Linked DNA regions of Homo sapiens: region 1 is linked to region 2. Evidence: read pairs that join two places in POLR2A ChIA-PET (ENCODE). Cell type or tissue: PC-9. All regions are shown on one strand. Links, peaks and the distances in the headings refer to the core of each region. The heading gives the core; the rest is flanking DNA. Region 1 overlaps LOC105374378 (a long non-coding RNA gene). Region 2 overlaps BABAM2 (BRISC and BRCA1 A complex member 2).

Region 1 (11,453 bases), core at 2,059-10,058, 210 kb before region 2:
CCAACCCAAAGCATTACCCCCCAATCACGCTTCCCGGCTCAAATGCCACAGTTTCCCCAGTCCCCTCACATGGTTGTCCCCTGTGCTTCTTGTGGGCCTCTGAGGTCAGCTGATAAGGAAGTTTACAAGGCTCTCCCAGACCATTGGTCATTTTATTCTTCTTCATCTCTTACAAACCTTTTTCAGTTTACAAAATAGTTTTACATCCCCTTTCTCATTTGATTCTCTCCCAGACCCTAGGAAGCCTGGTAGGAAGGCGAATATCCCCATTCTTCAGGGATGGACGTTGGAGCTCCACTAATCCTTTCACTAGTAAAGGAAAGGAAGTGAAGGGCATTGAGGGGACACGGAATGTTGGGAAGGGCAGGCTGGGCAGGGACAGTGGAACAGTGGGCTGGGGGCATTTAGTGGGACAGTGGGCTGGAGAATAGGGACAGCACTGGCCAGTTGGTGACATGACAAGAAATATGTCTGTATGAGAGCAGAAGACAGATAAGGTCTTTTGACTTTATCCCAAGACCAAGAGGAAGCCATGGAAGGGTCTTATGCAGTGGAACGCCATGGTCAGACTGGATTTTAGAAACCCACCCCTGGGTGTGATGTGGGCAGGGAACTGGGGCAGGGCAAGCTGGGGGCTGCCTCTGTTATTCAGAGAAGAGCTGGCAGAGTCCGCCTGTGGGCAGTGGTAGAGGGGGTGGGACAGGGACAGAAAGACTCCTGGGAGGGTGTCCAGTAGGCACATGAAAATAGGGGTCTGAGGCTGTTTCCCCTGAAGAAGTGGTGTATATTTATTCTACTGTAAAGGAGGACGGAGTGCTAAGTGGGTTGCCATCCACTTATAGATGTGACTGGAGCCAGGCAGTGGGTGAGATGACTCAGGGAAAAGGGAGGGTCACCAGGGATGCCAACCCTTAAGAGCCGAGCAAAGGCCAGTGCAGGCCCTGCCACAACACCCCGCGGGAAGGGCATTTGTAATGTGAAAGCACTTCGCCACCATGACCTCCTTTGATGCGGACAAGGCCCTGTGAAGGTGACAGGTGACTCACCTCACAGACACTCAAGGGTGAAATCTAAGGGGACTGCTGGCTTTTCCCTCTGCCGCGTTCCCTTTCCTCTTTCCACCCATGCTGGGCTGCTGGGGTCACCACCTGGCACCACCTGGAGCAGGAAGCGTCCTCTTGCGAGAGTGCCCAGAACCTCCAGTGGGGTGTGGCTGTGGGCTGTGGGAAGGGGCTGGGTCCCCCGAGCCCTTTTGGCCCTGGAGGGTCTGGAGGGTTTCCAGATAAAATATGAGATGTCCAGTTAAACTTGAATTTCAGATAAATTACAAATAATGTTTGGTATAAGTATATCTCAAATATTCCATGGGACATATTTATATTTTAAAAGTACTTGATGCTTATCTGAAATTCACATCTAAGTGGCATGTCTGTCTTGTATTTTTATTTGCTAAATTTGGCAACCCACAAGGGGTGCCTCACTACTCCTGCACACCAGGGCCTTGGGGATTTTCCTTTGTCTGAGACCACAGTGAGAAACAGCCTCTTACCCCACACTTGCCCTGGGTCCTTGTGTGGGGCTCAGGGTTGTGTGGGGAGACAAGCTCTGTCCCTGATGGCCTTCCAGCTTCTGTCTCAGCCCAGCAGACGTCTAACCTGAGTTTCTATGGCCTTCCACATGCCAATGGCTCCCCACCTGGACAGGTGAATAGCTGCTGCCTCTGATCATGTGACCCAAGAATGGAGGGGACCAGGGCTCCCCTTCTCTAGCCAGCAGCATCTGCCAGGGTGTCATGTCCAGGCCCTTTAGATAGCCCAGGAGCCTGCAGCCCTCAGTCAGCAAGAGCTTACCCAGGGCAGCCTGGGCTAAGGGGTATGGAGGAAAAGGCACCTGCTCTGCCTTGGGTCTAGGCAACGAAGGTGTGGATATTTGTTGTTTGTTCAGTGGCCTACTGTTAGGAAACAGTAGCCCCACAGCTTTGCAGAGCCTGACAAAGGCAAGAAACTGTCACATGTCTGCCCTCATTTGTAGTTTTTTCTTGTTGTTGCTGTTGTTTTGAGAAGGAGTCTCACTCTGTCACCCAGGCTGGAGTGCAGTGGCATGATCTCAGCTCACTGCAACCTCCACTTCCTGGGTTCAAATGATTCTCCTGCCTCAGCCTCCCAAATAGCTGGGATTACAGGTGTGCACCACCATGCCCGGCTAATTTTTGTATTTTTAGTAGAGATAGGGCTTCACCATGTTGGCCAGGCTGGTCTTGAACTCCTGGTCTCAAGTGATCTACCCACCTCAGCCTCTCAAAGTGCTGGGATTACAGGTCTGAGCCACCGTGCCCAGCTAATTTTTGTTTTATTATTATTATTATTATTATTTTGGAGATGGAGTCTCACTCTGTTGCCCAGACTGGAGTGCAGTGGCATGATCTTAGCCCCCTTCAACCTCTGCATCCCAGGTTCAAGTGATTCTCCTGCCTCAGCCTCCCAAGTAGCTGGGATTACAGGTGTCCGCCACCACGCCTGGCTAATTTTTGTATTTTGGTAGAGGCAGGGTTTCACCCTGTTGACCAGGCTGGTCTTGAACTCCTGACCTCAAGTGATCTGCCCGCCTCTGCCTCCCAAAGTGCTGAGATTACAGTTGTGAGCCACCACGTCCGGCCATCTGCCCTTATTTAATCCTCACCATATTGTTGTCAGGTGAACAGGGATGGCGTTTTCAGCTGTTTCCTACCCCCTTTATGATGAGTGAACTGAGGCTGAGAGAGGTGAAGCTTTGCTCGTAGTCACATATCCTAACCCATGTGAACGTTGGGGCTTCAACCCTAGCTCAGAGAAAAGTGATCAAGGATGCTGAACTCCAAGGAGCCCGGGAGTTGTGCTCCAGATGAAGTTCCTCCACTTTCACAGTAGGGGGCGAGCCTGAAGCTTTGCTTGAAGAACTGGGATGAAAAGTCCACAGTCCTGCCCTGGCCACAGGCAAAAGACAAGGCTGGCAGCTCCCACTGTGGCGCTGGGAGAGCTTCCTCTCTCTACTCCGGCCCACACATGGAGTGGGCTGTGGAGTCCTGATGAGAACCTGCTGGGGCAGCAGGTCAGGGCGCTGCACATACTCTGGGTGGGGAGGAAACCTGCAATAACCGAGAAGGCGGCTCCAGAAGCTCAGGGACCTCTCAGTTCCCCGGAGGGAACCAAGGCTTTAGTGCTGGGCACAGAGTGGGTCAGCCACACCAGAGTCTCTGTGAATGTTAAGCCAGACTTTGGAGAAGGGAGACACAGAGGTGGGTGTGGCAGAGACTGCAGATGTAAAGAGTTCTATGTGTTTATTCCACAAATATTTTCTGAGCATCCACTGTGTGCCAGACACTGTTGTAGACATCAGGGATACAGCAGTGAATAAAGCAAATATGTGCATACAGGTGTCTCATAGACAACTCGCTTGTGAGTCAGCTCATTTGTGAGTTGATTCTTTTGACCCCAGGCAATGTAATGCAAAATTCAGCCCCCTTAGCAGCTTCCAGAAAACGGTTTTTCCCCACCAAACATGGCAGGGCAGAGGGTTTTACTGAAGATTTACTGGGTCATAATGAGAGGCTGCAGTTGCTTCTCTTGTGCCACCCCCTCTGTGAATGTCAGGGTACATGACCCTTCTCCCAGCTCTCCTGACATGCAGCCAAGCTGGGGGCTCACCGCCCTCCCTCCACCTCCTGCACCCAGGCTCCCTGCCTGGCTAGCCTTTCTCCAGCAGTTTTCTCACAGACATTTAGTCTTGGGAGGGGAGGCTTTTGTCCCATTCCTGTGTCACTGTTTGGCCCTGAAGGACACAGCCTCTTTCCCCAGGGCCCCTCCTTTCTGAAATGGGGATGTTGTCCCTATGCCATTCCTACTTCTCAGAATTATTCCAGGGTGAGATGAGCTCATATCTGAGAAGGGTTACACTCAGAACTCTCTAGCACCTCGGGTCATGGCAACTGGAGACAGCATCTTGCTCTGAACCAGGCCCCAGCGTCCTACAGATGGGTGACCTGGTGTCATTATGGGAGTAAATATTGAGCTGCTCTCCTTTTATTTTGGATTGGGTATAATTTAGTACCCTGTTCTCACTCTTTTATTAATAAAATAAAACAATAAACACATACTACCATCAAAAGAACACTCACAGCCTGTGTTTATGTGTTTATGTTGTGTCTGTGTCTAAGAAGCTGCAACTGCTATGTCAATTTTTAACAAAATGAGTTTTCACTCAGTGCTGGGGGGTATGATAATTCAAAACAAAAAGGGAGGGCAGATTCTTCCACTGTGTCTTTTAGTTTTTGCTTTTTTACTCTTTTCCTTTTTCTTTCTTTTTTTTTTTTCTGTTAAAACAGAGACATTGGCCTAAGGCCTAGGCACAGAAACTAAGAGTGCCTGTGTTCACTCGGGAAAGATTCCACAGGGGAATCAGGCCCATGCCCCTCCCGTCTCCTGTTCCCAGGGGCTTTGTTTCCTGCTCTCCTCTGCCCTTTCTGAAAAGGACCCCACAGGTGATCTGAACCCCCTGAATATGGTGCCTGGGGAGAGGAATGTGGGCATGAGGAAAGTAAGGAATGAGGAGGAGAGGAGAAATAGAACAATAAGAGAGAATAATCAGCATAAACTTTGTGATCTCAGGGCCAGGGATGAGAGAAACAATGGTCATTTATACATTTTAATCATGAGTTCAGTCTTGTGGCTGAAAGTAACAGAAACAAAATTCTAATTAGCTTGAGCCCCAAAGATGAAGGTGTTGGCTTACATAAACTACTGTGGAGACAGGGATAAAACAAATGGCTTCAAGGAGTGGACATCCTTGGGACGTCCCCTCCCCTCAGGATGTTGATTTATCCACCTGCTCTCAAGGCTGTGAGGCTCTGTGTGCCCATCCTCACAGCCCCATGGCCAGAGAGGAAAGCACTCTTTCACACCAGCTCCGGCTAGAGGACAGCAAACAGCAGCATACCAGTGTGCAGTCGTCACAGTTCAAAAATGTTACACTTTGTTCTTTTCCAGTACTGATGAAGGAATGGAAAATGGAGACCCTAATGCTGTGATACACTATTGGAGGGAACATAAATTGTCCCAGTCCCTTTGGAGGGAAATTTGGCAGTATCTATTATAATTTGAAATGTGGTTACCATGGATCTCATGATGCCATGTCTCAAAATCCAGACCAGTAACTCTCATGTATGTGCACAAGGAAACACAGGCCAGGGTGTTATGTGAAGAATTATTTGTAATGCAAAATTAGGAATAACATAAGTGTCCATCTTTAAACCATGATATATTTTATACTCTGAAAACCTGGAAACTATTAAAAAGAATGAAGTATGTACTGACATAAACCCCTAAGACATCTTGGTAAATGAAAAATGTAATTTGCAGTATATAGATACAATATGGTATCACTCAAGCATAAACCAAAACCAAAACAAAACCTTGAAATAATAATATATATTTATATATGTTTATAACATATTTCTAAATATATGAAAATGCATAGAAAAGGTCTAGATTCACTAAATTACCTTGGTTATCTCTGGTGAAGCTAAGATTAGGTGTTGAGATTGAAGGAGACTGTCAGGTTTAAACTTTTTCAGTGATAACGTATTCAGGTATAATTTATGTATTTAAAATTAATTTTAAAACTTTTAAAGGAAAAAGCTATGGAAGGAAAGGCATTCTGATTTGTTCAACCCAGACCATATGACTCTTCCTAGACCAATCACTGTGGCCAAGGGGCTCCTAGGGTTCAGTGACTGGCCCAACCTGGGTTTCACACTCATTCCTGTGAACACTGGAGCAATACACAATAATTGGCACAATAATTGGCAGCTCCTTCCATAATTACAGCTGAATTGGTGAAGGAGGATTTCCCCCAAAGAAGGGAGGTGCTGTTCTGGGCAGACAAAACAATAAGTCTTCTCGATAGTGGGCTTTATCATCTTCATGGGTTTAAGTATGTGTCATCCAAGGCTGAAATACTTCGTTCAATACAGTTCTGTTACAATATATAGGATAAAAATTTGTTCTGCGCCAGGTGCGATGGCTCATGCTTGCAATCCCAGCAATTTGGGAGGCTGAGGTGGGTGGATCATTTAAGGCCAGGAGTTTGAGACCAGCCTAGCCAACATGGCGAACCCCATCTCTACTAAAAAATACAAAAAAATTAGCTGTGTGTGGTGGCGCATGGCTATAATCCCAGCTACTTGGGTGGCTGAGGCACGAAAATCACTTGAACCTGGGAAGTAGAGGTTGCAGTGAGCTGAGATTGCACCACTGTACTCCAGCCTAGGTGACAGAGTGAGACTCTACCTCAAAGAAAAAAAAAAAAAGAATTTGTTCTGCTCATTGCTATATCCCTAGAACCCAGGAAAGTTCTGGGTATATAGTAGATGCTCAGTGTAATAGACACTAGTCAAATGGCAACAGCACTACTATAGCCTATGATTTTTTTGTTTTTGTTTTTGTTTTTGTTTTTTGAGATGGAGTCTCGCTCTGTTGCCCAGGCTGGAGTGCGATGGCACAATCTCAGCTCACTGCCACCTCAGCTTCCTGGGTTCAAGTGATTCTCCTGCCTCAGCCTCCCGAGTAGCTGGGATTACAGGCATGCCCCACCATGCCTGGCTAATTTTTGTATTTTTAGTAGAGACAAGGTTTCGCCATGTTGGCCAGGCTGGTCTGGAACTCCTGACCTCAGGTGATCTGCCTGCCTCTGCCTCCCAAAGTGCTAGGACTACAGGCGTGAGCCACCGCACCCGGCTGCCTATGGAAATGCCTTATTCTGGAAACTATGACTATGAAGAGAACTATGACTCCTCCCTCAATGCTCTCAGCAGAGGCAGAGGGGAGAAAGGAAGAGGAAGTCAGACTGACAGCTCCGTTTTCCTCCCAAGGCCAATGTTCAAGTCAGATCAGGGAGTGACCATGACGCACGCCTGGGACAGCTTGACAATGATCTGGCCATGGCATGGGGTTGGGCAGGAGGAGTTGGCCCAGTTACTTTTGATTAAGTGGGGCTTCCTTCTGTGTGTTACAGCCTCATAGGTCGCTGTGGGGATGGGGCCACGACGGAAGAGAAGGTGGTAAAAAGGGCGAGTTGCCTAAGGTGAGTGACCCTTGGGTGGGTCTCCTAACTCATCTGAATCCTTTCCTCTCTGCAAAGTGAGGATATTATTATTATTATTATCATTATTATTATTTTGAGACAGAGTCTTGCTCTGTTGCACAGGCTGGAGTGCAGTGGCATGATCTCAGCTCACTGCAGCCTCTGCTTCCTGGGTTCAAGCAATTCTCCTGCCTCAGCCTCCTGAGTAGCTGGGAGGCGTATGCCACCATGCCTGGCTAATTTTTGTATTTTTAATAGAGATGTGGTTTTGCCATGTTGTCCAGGCTGGTCTCGAACTCCTGAACTCAGGTGATCTGCCTACGGCCTCCCAAAGTGGAGGATATTATTTTTAAAAAAATCTATTCCCCAGTGACCATGTCTCTCTACTATCCATTATGTCGTTGTTGTGGAAGCATCAGTTGAAACCCAGAGAGAGCTAATTTTTCTAAGGGAGCCCACCGTAGAGAAGGAAGAGCAGAATCCCAAGGCCTGAGCATTGGGGGTTCCCACAGCAGGGAAGGAAGGGCTTGTAAAGGGCACAGTAAAGGAAGAAGGGGTGACCCGAGGGGAAGAACAACAGGGAACTTGAGGCCAGGAAGGCCAAGGATGCAGAGGGTTCCAGGAAGTGGGCACTGGCAGTGTTAACACAAGTGCTATTGGATGGAGGCCTCTGGGGCTCTGGAAAGAGAATGGTTCCAGAAAACAGATGAGGCTGGAAGCCAGACTGAAAAGTGCAAAGGGGGAAACAGCTTCCAGTTCTCCCTTGAGAAATGAGAGGAGGCATTTCCCCCATGCTTGACTTCCCCGACTGTATCTAGCCTGCTGAGGTGAGGCCTGGGGAGACTAACTGGGAATCCCTACAGTCTCTCATCCTCCTCCCCTGTACTGGCCTCTGCCTGGGGGAAAGCTGGTCTGCCCCAGTTCTCCAGGCAGAGTGAGCTCAGTCATCAACCCCAGGCCTGGCCCCAGCCCTTGCTACCCCTCTCCAAGGGAATGGATTCTGCTGGGTCGTGTACCCACCCCATCCCCCTACTCCTTCCAATGGGCTGAGGTCCTACCTCAAAGGGCCTGACCAGCTGAAACCATTTTTCCCAAGCTTGGCCTTTCCAGGGAACTACATGAGCTTCCTTTAGCCAGGCCTGTACCTGCCCAGGGGCCTCTGGGTCTTGGACCATGCAATTATCCTCCCTGGGTGTCTCGCCTGCCATACAGATGCCCTCAGCCTCTGTGCCTCCTCTGCTATTGAGTTCTCAGAATCCCTTTCATCTGAGCACATTTCCTTTGTAACAGAAGGGGAGAAACAGAATGGTCTTAAGACAGCGCAAACATCAAAACATTATGCTTGTGTATATGAATTTCTACATGTTTTATATTTTGGGGTTGAGACTACTATAGATACACAATTGTGCATGTGTGTGTGTGAGTGTGTGTGTGTGTATCCTAATCATCAAATCACAAGCGTTTTCCCAGATCATAAAAAAACTGGTGAAGGCATTTTAAGGACAAGAGAGACCAGTGTAGAAACCAGTGCATATGTGTAGGCCAAGAAGAAGGTATGAGTGGACAGGAAAAGCTCAAAGGTACTAGAGGGTGACAGAGTTCAGCCAAAAGTCCAAGTGGGGGCAGCGCCTGAATGAAGGGTGTAGGGGCCCATTAGGGCTGGAGGTATCCTTGGCAGGCAGACAGGCTGACCCCTGCTTTTACTTTCACTTCCATACCAGTTCCAGTGACCCCTGGAGACCAGGCTACATTCTTCAAGTTCGATGGATTTTCTGGTTGGAGAAGCTTGAGAATTTTAATTGCTGCAACCAAACCAATTTAGTTGCTGAACCTGGGGCTGGGTTTGGCTTAGCCGAGTCTTCTATAAAGAACAAAGGGGAATGAGAGGTGTGCACGCCTGGTAGTGACTAGAAACCCAAACCAGACAGCCCCTGGACTGAGCAGATTCAGGTTACATTCTTAGACACCTCTCCTGTTCTCTCCAAACCCTGACCCCTTACTAGCCCTCTCGCTGTCCCACTTCACTCCCACAGCTGAGACCCTGCGCCAATATCCATCTCCGCCCTTTGCTGTGCTCATGACCCAGCATTTGATGAGTGTCATTCATTCATTCAACAAACATTGAGCCTCTACATCATTCATTCAACAAACATTGAGGCTCTACAGTGTGCCAGAACTATGCCTCGCTGGTGTTAAAGGCATATCCTTGGCCTTGAGAAACTTCCATCAGCCCAGCACCCAGCTCAAGGGAGCCCAGAGACCACCTAAACTTTTGTCTGGATAATAGATCCCTCTGTGAACTGATGACAGTTTTGCACACCTCTGCAGAAAAATATACACATGCACAATTGTATATTTGCATACACTTGAGGGGTGGCAGCAATCCCCTGAAGCCCATCGATGATTTAAGGATCTGTGTACCCCAAGTTACAAACACTTGATTTCATTTAACCCTCTCATATTACAGATAAGGAAACTCAGGTCTACAGAGGGAAATGACTTGTCGAAGGTCATGCTGTGGGTGAGGAGCTGAGCTAGTCCTAGAAGCCAGGACCCCTGGCTCCCCAGATGCTGCTCCACCAGGCCTCCCTGTGAGGGGCTGAGCTAGCCCTAGAAGCCAGGACCCCTGGCTCCCCAGACGCTGCTCCACCAGGCCTCCCTGCACCCTTGTCATCTGGGAAAACCTGGCGAGGGAGCTTGTGTGCCCAGGGCCAGTTTCCTTGTCAGCTGCCAAGCCTAGGACTGCCAAGCCTAGTCCCTTCTCTACCACTCCCTGGTTTCTCCGGGACAGGGGACAGTGGTCAGGAGCTTTCTGAACACTTGCTGTGACCTTGACCATTCCAACCAGTTCCCCCCAGACATCAAGGGAAATGTTCTAGAGGAAACAGGATGTGTTTTCCTGCAAAATCATTTGTCTCATAAGGTGATTTGCATACTGGTGGGGACACAAATGTCATTCCCTGCCCATTTCCTCCCTAGAGAAAAGGGTTTCCATCACAGCTTTCTCCTCAAGAGAGAAGGCAGCTGTATGGGCCCGGTCCCAGCCCTGAGGATGCCTTCCTGACAGTGGGGAGGAGGGACGGGATGTTAGTTAGGGTCTCCCCAGAAGTGGTTGGTAAGCAGGCTCCTTTCTTGACCCCTCCCCAAGTCTCAGGGTTTGGCTGGAAGCTCCCCAGCTCCAGCTCTGACAAACAACCCGCTCCTGCAAACCAGGGATCTAGGCAGCCCACCTTGCTCTTAAACTTCCTTGGGGTTAAATTACAGAAGATTCAGCTGCTAGAAGAGATAGTTGAGGTGATGGTAGATGACAAATAACAACAAATACTTAGTGCTTACTGTGTGCCAGACATTGCTGTAAGCATGTTACATGCACTGTAAATTAATTTAATCCTTACAGCAACCCAGAGAGATTGGTTCTATTATTTTTCCCACCGTTTGCAGGAGGAATCAGGGTTCAGAGAGGTTAAGTAACTTGCCCAAGGTCACACAGCTGAACAGCTGATAGTTGCACAGACAGGGTTTGAACTCAGCCGATCTGGCTCCAAAGTCTGGGAATCTAAATACTGTGTTATGAGAGGAAGCACTGGAAGGTTCGTGATCTGTTGTAACCCTTGAAGACTGCACAGTACTCAGAAATATTGGCATGCCATTTAAGGCCCCTTAGGATCTGGTCCTAGCTACGCTGCTATTCCATCCTGCCTCCTGCTATGATCCACTTACTGAAACAGGCCATAAACATGCCCCAGCTGGTCTGCACAGTGTTTCCTCTGCCCAGGTAGGACTTGCCCATTTCTCTGTCTGAAACATCTCTTTACCCACTGACAACCTCTGAAAAGCCATTTCAACATCTCAAGGCTGAGTTGAGCAAGCCCTTCTTTTTATCAAAGTGGTTTCTATCAAATTGTCTCCTGTAATTATTGTCTAATAAGTCTCTCCTACTTCTAGGTTTCACTCACTCCCAAGAGCTAGGTGACTGTCCTATTCATGTCAGAACCCTTAGCACTAAGCTGAGCACCTGATGTGGTAAATAGTAAATGTCTGTCATGTACAGTGCACAAAGCAAGTTATAAAATAATATATACAATATGCTAAAAATTATATTACATATACTGTAAATATATCACAGCCCAGAAGGATATATGCCAAAGTGTTAACAGCAATTTTCACAGAATTTGGGGGTACAGTGATTTTTATTTCCTTGTTTGTATATCTGCATTTTCCAAAATTTCCATAATGAACATATATTACTTTTGTAGGGCCAGGCACGGTGGCTTATGCCTATAATCCCAGCACTTTGGGAAGCCACGGCAGGCAGATCATGAGGTCAGGAGATCGAG
Region 2 (8,000 bases), core at 1-8,000:
ATAAAAATTATCTTGTACAGCAGATCTGTGAAGAGCAAGAAACATTGTATAACTTTGTGAAATAATAGATTAAAAAAAAAAAAACCAGGCCAGGTGCAGTGGCTCATGCCTGTGATCCTGACACTTTGGGAGGCTAGGTGGGAGGAGGATCACTTGAGCCCAGGAGTTCGAGACCACCCTGGGTAACATAGTGAGACCTCCTCTCTTAAAAAAAAAAAAAAAAAAAAGCCAGGTGTGGTGGTGTGCACCTGTGGTCCCAGCTGCTTGGGAAGCTGAAGTGGGAGGAGCTTGAGCCTGAGAGATTGAGGCTGCAGTGAGCAGAGATTGCACCAATGCACTCCAGCCTGGGCTACAGAGTGAGACCTTGTCTTGAAAAACAAAACAAAAAGAAAATACCAAACTGTTGAGACCTGGATAACTACCCCCCACCTTTTAAATTTGCATTTTACTTGAAATTGAGTATGCATTGTGCTTTCCTGCAGATGAAAGTTATGGTGTGCCAAATCTAAAGGAAGCACTGAACCTTTGTGGAAGGAAAGAAAACCATCTGGTACCAGAAAAAGGCTAAAAGTGGGCTCTTTTTTGTACTAACAGAATGAAAGCTAAGAGTCCATATTTAAAATATGATCATAAAACTATTCTTATTTTACAGTTCTTGGCATAAGAATAGACATGTGTTTTGGATAATATACCTAATTTTAAAAGTCGAGATATGCCTCTTTGAGAAAAGTAGTTGAAGCACACTGTTGATGTTTGTCGTTAGAACACATGTAAGTTTTATTGTGAAATAAATGAATTATTTGTTTTAGGACGAGTCTTCATGTCTTGGCTTCCATGACTATTAAAGGCTTTTATTTTGTTCTGTAAGCCAGTGTTTTAATCTGTTTTGTATAAAGATCCTGTTTTGTTTAGTATCATAAACATGTGGGTTTTTAAAGTTTGTTTTTAAAAAATCTTTTCTTTCTTCTGTTTCTGCATTTTTTAAAGCTGCACATCATTGACTCCTGGGCCCAACTGTGACCGATTTAAACTGCACATACCATATGCTGGAGAGACATTAAAGTGTAAGTAAATGATGACTATTTTACTCAAAATGTAGGTTACAGTGTCAGCTATTGGACTTTGTGCTTTAGTTTTCATTTCCGGCTGTTAGTTGTTATCTCCTAAGATATTGTTCACTAGCATTTACCACTTTTCTTATCTGCCATTCAATTCTAGTTTGATTAAAAGTAAGGCAGTTGGCAGGGAATACGTTGTGGTTAAATAGGCATGCACAGAAATTCCTAATATTTAGGCATGCCCGGTAATTTTTATGTGTTTTTTTCTCTATAGGCGGCTTTTACGTAATACTCAATAAAGAGTCCACTGCTTTAGAATACCTGGCCATTTCGAAACAGTTTTTAGGTAGGAGTGGCTGCTGTCCATCACTGCTGCTAACCCCCCTGTGGAACCGCTGCGCCACGACTTGTCACTGATTTATCTCCTGTTGTTACCGAAGTGTAAGAGTCCTACCTCAAAAACTCTTGGCATGGCTTAGGCATATCAACATGTTATCTCCTTTATAGCAAGGATCAGAGATACAAACGGTCTACAAGGGCTAGATTGGTAATATAGTGAGGGAAACAGGCTAGGTGTGGCAAACTGGGACGCCCTGTCACTTAAGGGGAGTTACCTTTACTGATTTATTGAGAGAAGGTGGACGTCTGAAGTTTTACCTGAATTCTGTCAGTTTTAGATGTTGCTACTTTTTCAAAATTAAAAACATGGAGTTGGCCAATATTATGCAGGCTAAACTGAATGTGTCTGTGGGCTGGCTTGAGTTCCTGGACCATAAGTTATTGATCTTGGATGGATAGTATGGAAGATCTGTCATTGGACTTAGCCCATCAGCTACAGCAGCCCTCTAGACTGTATCAGCTTTTCTCTGTCACTATTACCAATACTGAACCTCTAGCCTAGTGTGGAAATCACAGTGGCTTTGGTTGGTTAGTGTTGGTAATCTCACCAGGAATTTTCTCTCTTGAACCTATTCTTGTGGTGAACAGCCTATTAAGGTTTTTCCTATTCCTAAAAAGAAAAATAAAGTACATGGATATTAAACATGGAACAGATGGGTAAACCGCTTTTTGACCATTGGACCAGTGTGTTTTACCATTACATGCCAGGAGGGGCCATGTCTCTGTATAGTATTTTGTATTCTTAGTACTATATTCTGTAGAATCACTTGATACTAATTTATCAAATGCAAGATTAAATGAGAAATGTTGGACATGCTGACTTGTCAGCCTTGCATTATTAGACCATTTTCTGGAAACCATTAAAATATAAAATAATTTTACCTGTCTGAAGTAGTAGGACAGATTCGACTACTTTTTTTTTGAAAAAATTATTAACTAAATTTAAAAGAAATGATCAAAGTAAATAATTCATGTGGTTAAAAACGTAAAAGTACTGGAATTTTTTGATACATGAAACCAGTAGTCTTCTCTCCCAGTCCAGTTTCCTGAGAGAATCACTTGCAGATTCTAAAAATTTTCAGTTTAGCTCTCTGGGGATGATCTCCATATCTTTAAATAATATACTTTTGCCTCCGTTTCTTGCCTTATCAGTTTTAGACATTGTTATCTTTTGACTTCCTGCGCTGATACATGAAGCATCAGCCTGTTTTCCCTATGCCCCTTAACTCTGTTTTCTTTTCCTTCTTAATGTAGTTATATCACCATTATTGGTTCCTGTGTTGGTTACCCTGTAGCTTAAAAATTTTTACTTACTTTTTTTAATGGATCACTTTAGACATTGTATTACACAGTTAATGAATAACCCCTAAGAATTCTTAGTAAGTACCTGGTACCTGGTACACAGTTAGCTTCGTTATTACTTAAGGACAATCTCTAAGCAAGAATGGTGAATACTTAGGGTAGTATATTCTTTAGTTTTACATTAACCATAGATACTGTGTCTTTTGCCTCTGCATTTTATGAGATGAATATATTAGCCCCTGCCCTTCCTTCAATTCCTCTTCCTTCACCTCCCAGCTTTTGTCTTTGGTTATTTTCCTTTTGCATTTTCAAGATTGTTAACTTACTGTCCGTTCTAAATCTGTAGTTGTCTTCTGTGCCTTGCCTATAAATTGCTTGAACGATTGCTCTGGAGGCCTGTTCCTGCATAATTATCACTGTGAGATTTGCCTTTATTACTTTTTTGAATTTGACCTTGTTTTGTAGAATCTATGTATCGTAGATTCTATGTTTTGTAGAATGATTTCTTGATAAACAGGTTACCTACTTATCTTGCTGGCACCCATTCTCAAATAACTTGCTCAGATTCTATTCCTCTTTCTACCCTTCTGTTTTCCTTTAGCCCATCCGATAATTTTTTATTACTACAGTCACAATTAGGTATCTTAATTTCTAGGAACTCTTTCTTGCACTGTTTCTCATTCTCAGCATCTTGTTCTTATTTTATGAATATAGGTCCTTTAAATTCCTTCAAAGAATAAAATTTAGAGATTCAAAAAAAATGTTTTCTTCTGTTATCTGAATTATTTTAATTTTCCCTAGGGATTATATTTTTGTTTATCATATTTTTTCCCTCTTTTATGCTATAGTTTTTCTTCAAATAAAAGGTATTCATTTCTGTTTAAGATAGACAATAAAATAGTGATTGGGACTTCTGAGTAGGTGAGCAAGGCTTATGGAATGTGTGGATGAATGATGGGCCAGATGTGAGTCAACTGCTCTAGCTCTCCTCAAATAGTTTGTTCTATTTCTTCATTGAATACCTGGGCATACATACCTGATCACCCTGTCATTTTCAGGGGGTACGTATATAGACTATTCCGTGAGGAGCTTTTGCTTACTCTTCCTGTTCTTAGCCCTGTGTCTCATTCTTGCCTCCCCTTACACTGGATAACTAGAAACTTTTATGGGTTTACTAGGACAGATGGCTTCCTCCTCATCAGTAGCCTCTTCCTCACATTATTACAGGTCAAAGCTTTCCTCTGCCCTATCTTGTCAAGTACTACACTTCCATCTGCATTCTGTCTCTAGCAATTTGCTAAACTTTCTCATCTACTGATTAACTACTCTCCTCCCTTCCTCTTCATCTTCCTGTTGTTTGGGATTTTATCTTTCTGTATTCACTATCATTTAACGGGATTGGAGGGGGTCTTAGAGAAGAAATGAGTGTGTGTGGTCAGTCCACAGTCTTGAGACAAAAATAATGTGACTTCACAGGCATCTTTCTAGTAGCATGGGTTTATGTTAGGAAGCATTTGCTGTTACCCTATATCCTCTCATTACTATAAGCTCTTCATGGGAAACCTTTAATAACATTTGTGATTAGTGTATTAGGACTGTCACTCATCATATAACATAATTATATTCTAGCAAATTATTGTTGGATATCGTCATTATACATTGGGGACTTAATTTAGCCCACAGTATGCTCTATAATAAATAAATAATAAGTGAACATTGTATAATGGCAATTCTTATGCTAAAATGAGTCAAGATTCTAGTGTTAAGCAGCTCACAGCCAAATAAAAGGAAAAGGTAATTGATCATGGAAACTATATTTATAAAAGTTCATAGAATTAGAAAGATGAGTTTTTTTTTTAAAAAACACATATATATGTATGTATATATGTATATATATAACATACACATATATATACACACACATATGTGATCTTGGCTCACTGCAACCTCCACCTCCCGGGTTCAAGCAATTCTCCTGCCTCAGCCTCCGGAGTAGTTGGAACTACAGGTGCCCACCACCACGCCCGGATAATTTTTGTATTTTAGAGACAGGGTTTCACCATGTTGGCCAGGATGGTCTCGATCTCTTGACCTCATCATCTGCCTGCTTCAGCCTCCCAAAATGCTGGGATTACAGGCGTGAGCCACTATGCCTGGCTTGTTTTTTTTTTTTTTTTTTTTTTTGAGACAGTCTTGCTATGTTGCCCAGGCTGGACTTGAACTCCTGGGCTCAAGTGTTCTTCCTGCGTCAGCCTAAGTAGCTGAGACTACAGGCACACACCACCATGCCCAGATCTTTTGTCCTTTTAATAATACAGTTATCCCTCAATATCCATGGGGGATTGGTTCCAAGATGTCCTGTGCAAGTCCCTGATATAAAAGGGCATAGTATTCACATATAACCTATGCCCATCTTCCTGTGTACAGGCAAACCTCATTTTATTGTGCTTCAACAAGGATTTTTTTTTTTCTTTGAAATTGATTGATGGTTTGTGGCAATCCTGTGTTGAGCAAGTTTATCAGGGCCATTTCCCCAAAGCGTGTGCTTATTTCATGCCTTTGTGTCACATTTTGGTAATTTTTGTACCATTTCAAACTTTTTAATTATTATTTTTTTAAACTTAAAAATTTTTGCTTTCTAAATCATGAAGCGTTTCCACATACTTTTTCATTATTATTCTGTTATGGTGATCTGTGATTGTTGACTCTTGAATGTTACTATTGTCATTGTGTTGAGATGCCATAACATACATACCCATATAAGATAGTGAATTTAATCAATAAATGTGTATGTTCTGATTGCTGTACTGATCGTCCTTTTTCCTTTCTCCCTCTTCTTGGGCCTCCTTATTCCCTGAGACACAGCAGTATTGAAATTAGGCCAGTTAGTAACCTTGCAGTGTCCTCTAAGTGTTCAAGTGAAGAGTCCCACACCTCTCACTTTAAATCAAAAGCTAGAAATGATGAAGTTTAGTGAGGAAGGCATGTTGAAAGCTGAGACAGGCTGAAAGCTAGGCCTCTTGGCCAAACAGTTAACCACGTTGTGAATGCAAAGAAAAATTTCTTGAAGGAAATTAGAAGTGCTACTCTAGTAAACACATGAATTATAAGACTGTGAAAAAATTATTGCTGATATGGAGAAGGTTTTGTTTGAATGAAAGATCAAACCAGCCACAAGATTCCCTTAAGCCAAAGCCTAATCAAGAACAAGTCCTAATTCTCTTCAATTCTAAGATTGAGAGAAGTGAAGAAGTTGCAGAAGAAAATTTGAAGCTAGCAGAAGTTGGTTCATGAGATTTAAGAAAAGAGGCCATTTCTATCACACAGAAGTGCAAGGTGAAGCAGCAAGTGCTCATACAGAAGATGCAGTAAGTAATTCAGATCTAGCTAAGATCATTGATGAAGTGCTACACTTAGCAACAGATTTTTAGTGTAGATGGAACAGGCTTATGTTGGAAGAAGATGCCGTCTAGGACTGTCATAGTTAAGAAGGCAATGCCTGGCCTCAAAGGATAGACTGACTTTCTGATTAGGGACAAAGGCAGCTAGTGACTAATTTGAAGCCAAGGATCATTTATCATTCTGAAAATCCTAAGGCCCATAAGAATTATGCTAAATCTAACTCCGCCTGTGTTCTACAGTAGAATAACAATCATCTGTTTACAGCACGGTTTACTGAAAGCCACTGTTGAGAACTACTGCTCAGAAAAAATGATTCCTTTCAAAATATTATTGCTCATTGACAGTGCACTTTGTCACTTGAGATGTGTTGGAAATAGCAAGAGAACTAGAATTAGAAGTGGATCCTGAGAATGTGACTGAATTGCTACAATGCCATGGTAAAACTTTTACTGATGAAGAAGGTTGCTTCTTGCAGATAAGCAAAGAAAGTAGTTTCTTGAGATCGAATCTACTTCTGGTTAAGATGCTATGAACATTGTTGAAATGACAACAAAGGCTTTAGAATATTTCATAAACTTAGTTGATAAAGCTTCGCCAGGGTTTGAGAGGATTGACTCCAGTTTTGAAAGAAGTTCTACTGTTGAGTACAATTCTATCGGACAGTATCTTGTGCTATAGAGAAATTTTTCCTGAAGGGAAAAGTCGATTAATGTGGCAGACTTCATTGTTGTCTTATTTTAAGAAATTGCCATAGCCATGCCGCCCTTCAGCAACTACCACTGTAATCAGTCAGGAGCCATCAGCATCAAGGCAGGACCCTGCAGTAGCAAAGAGATTGTGACTTGGTGGAGGCTGACATCATTGTTAGCATTTTTTAGCAATTCAGTATTTTATTCTTATTTGTATTTTTATTTTTTGGTATTTTTGTTTTGAGACAGGGTCTTGCTCTGTCTCCCAGGCTGAAGTGCAGTGGTGCGATCTTAGCTCACTACAACTTCTGTTTCCCAGGTTCAGGCGATTCTTCTGCCTCAGCCTCCTAAGTAGCTGGGATTACAGGTGCACACCACCATGACCCAGTTAATTTTTATATTTTTAGTAGAGACGGGGCTTCACCATATTAGCCAGGCTGGTCTTGAACTCCTGACCTCAGGTGATCCACCCACCTTCGCCTCCCAAAGTGCTGGGATTACAGGAGTGAGCCACCATGTCCGGCCGCAATACAGTATTTTAAAATCAGGTATTATCCCATCTCACACCAGTTAGAATGGCAATGATTAAAAAGTCAGGAAACAACAGGTGCTGGAGAGGATGTGGAGAAATAGGAACAGTTTTACACTGTTGGTGGGACTGTAAACTAGTTCAACCATTGTGGAAGACAGTGTGGCGATTCCCCAGGGATCTAGAACTAGAAATACCATTTGACCCAGCCATCCCATTACTGGATATATACCCAAAGGACTATAAATCATGCTGCTATAAAGACACATGCACACGTATGTTTATTGCGGCACTATTCACCATAGCAAAGACTTGGAACCAACCCAAATGTCCAACAATGATAGATTGGATTAAGAAAATGTGGCACATATACACCATGGAATACTATGCAGCCACAAGAAATGATGAGTTCATGTCCTTTGTAGGGACATGGATGAAACTGGAAATCATCATTCTCAGTAAACTATCGCAAGGACAAAAAGCCAAACACCGCATGTTCTCACTCATAGGTGGGAATTGAACAATGAGAACACATGGACACAGGAAGGGGAACATCACACTCTGGGGACTGTTGTGGGGTAGGGGCAGGGGGGAGGGATAGCATTAGGAGATATACGTAAT

Evidence for each region. Peaks named below come from ENCODE experiments on the same cell type or tissue, not always from the same donor. Only the 100,000 strongest peaks of a DNase experiment are listed, where the experiment ranks them.
Region 1: POLR2A ChIA-PET joins it to region 2 with 5 read pairs; 2 of 35 experiments call an interaction of 5 or more read pairs at or near these places.

The regions. Positions count from the first base shown.
Region 1 is chr2:27,720,570-27,732,022 of GRCh38, forward strand. All of the region lies in intron 2 of LOC105374378 (a long non-coding RNA gene), which reads left to right. Among named protein-coding and RNA genes, the nearest start is that of LINC01460, 11 kb to the left of the region's middle. In PC-9, for the core only: CTCF peaks have their summits at 2,918 (motif pointing right) and 3,123; DNase peaks (open chromatin) are centred at 2,907, 3,382 and 8,902; H3K27ac peaks cover 4,041 bases.
Region 2 is chr2:27,928,845-27,936,844 of GRCh38, forward strand. BABAM2 (BRISC and BRCA1 A complex member 2) reads left to right here. Exons shown (of 12, transcript NM_199191.3): 3 at 988-1,064. Among named protein-coding and RNA genes, the nearest start is that of BABAM2-AS1, 42 kb to the left of the region's middle. In PC-9, for the core only: no CTCF peak of the experiment used is centred there; a DNase peak (open chromatin) is centred at 3,777; H3K27ac peaks cover 2,039 bases.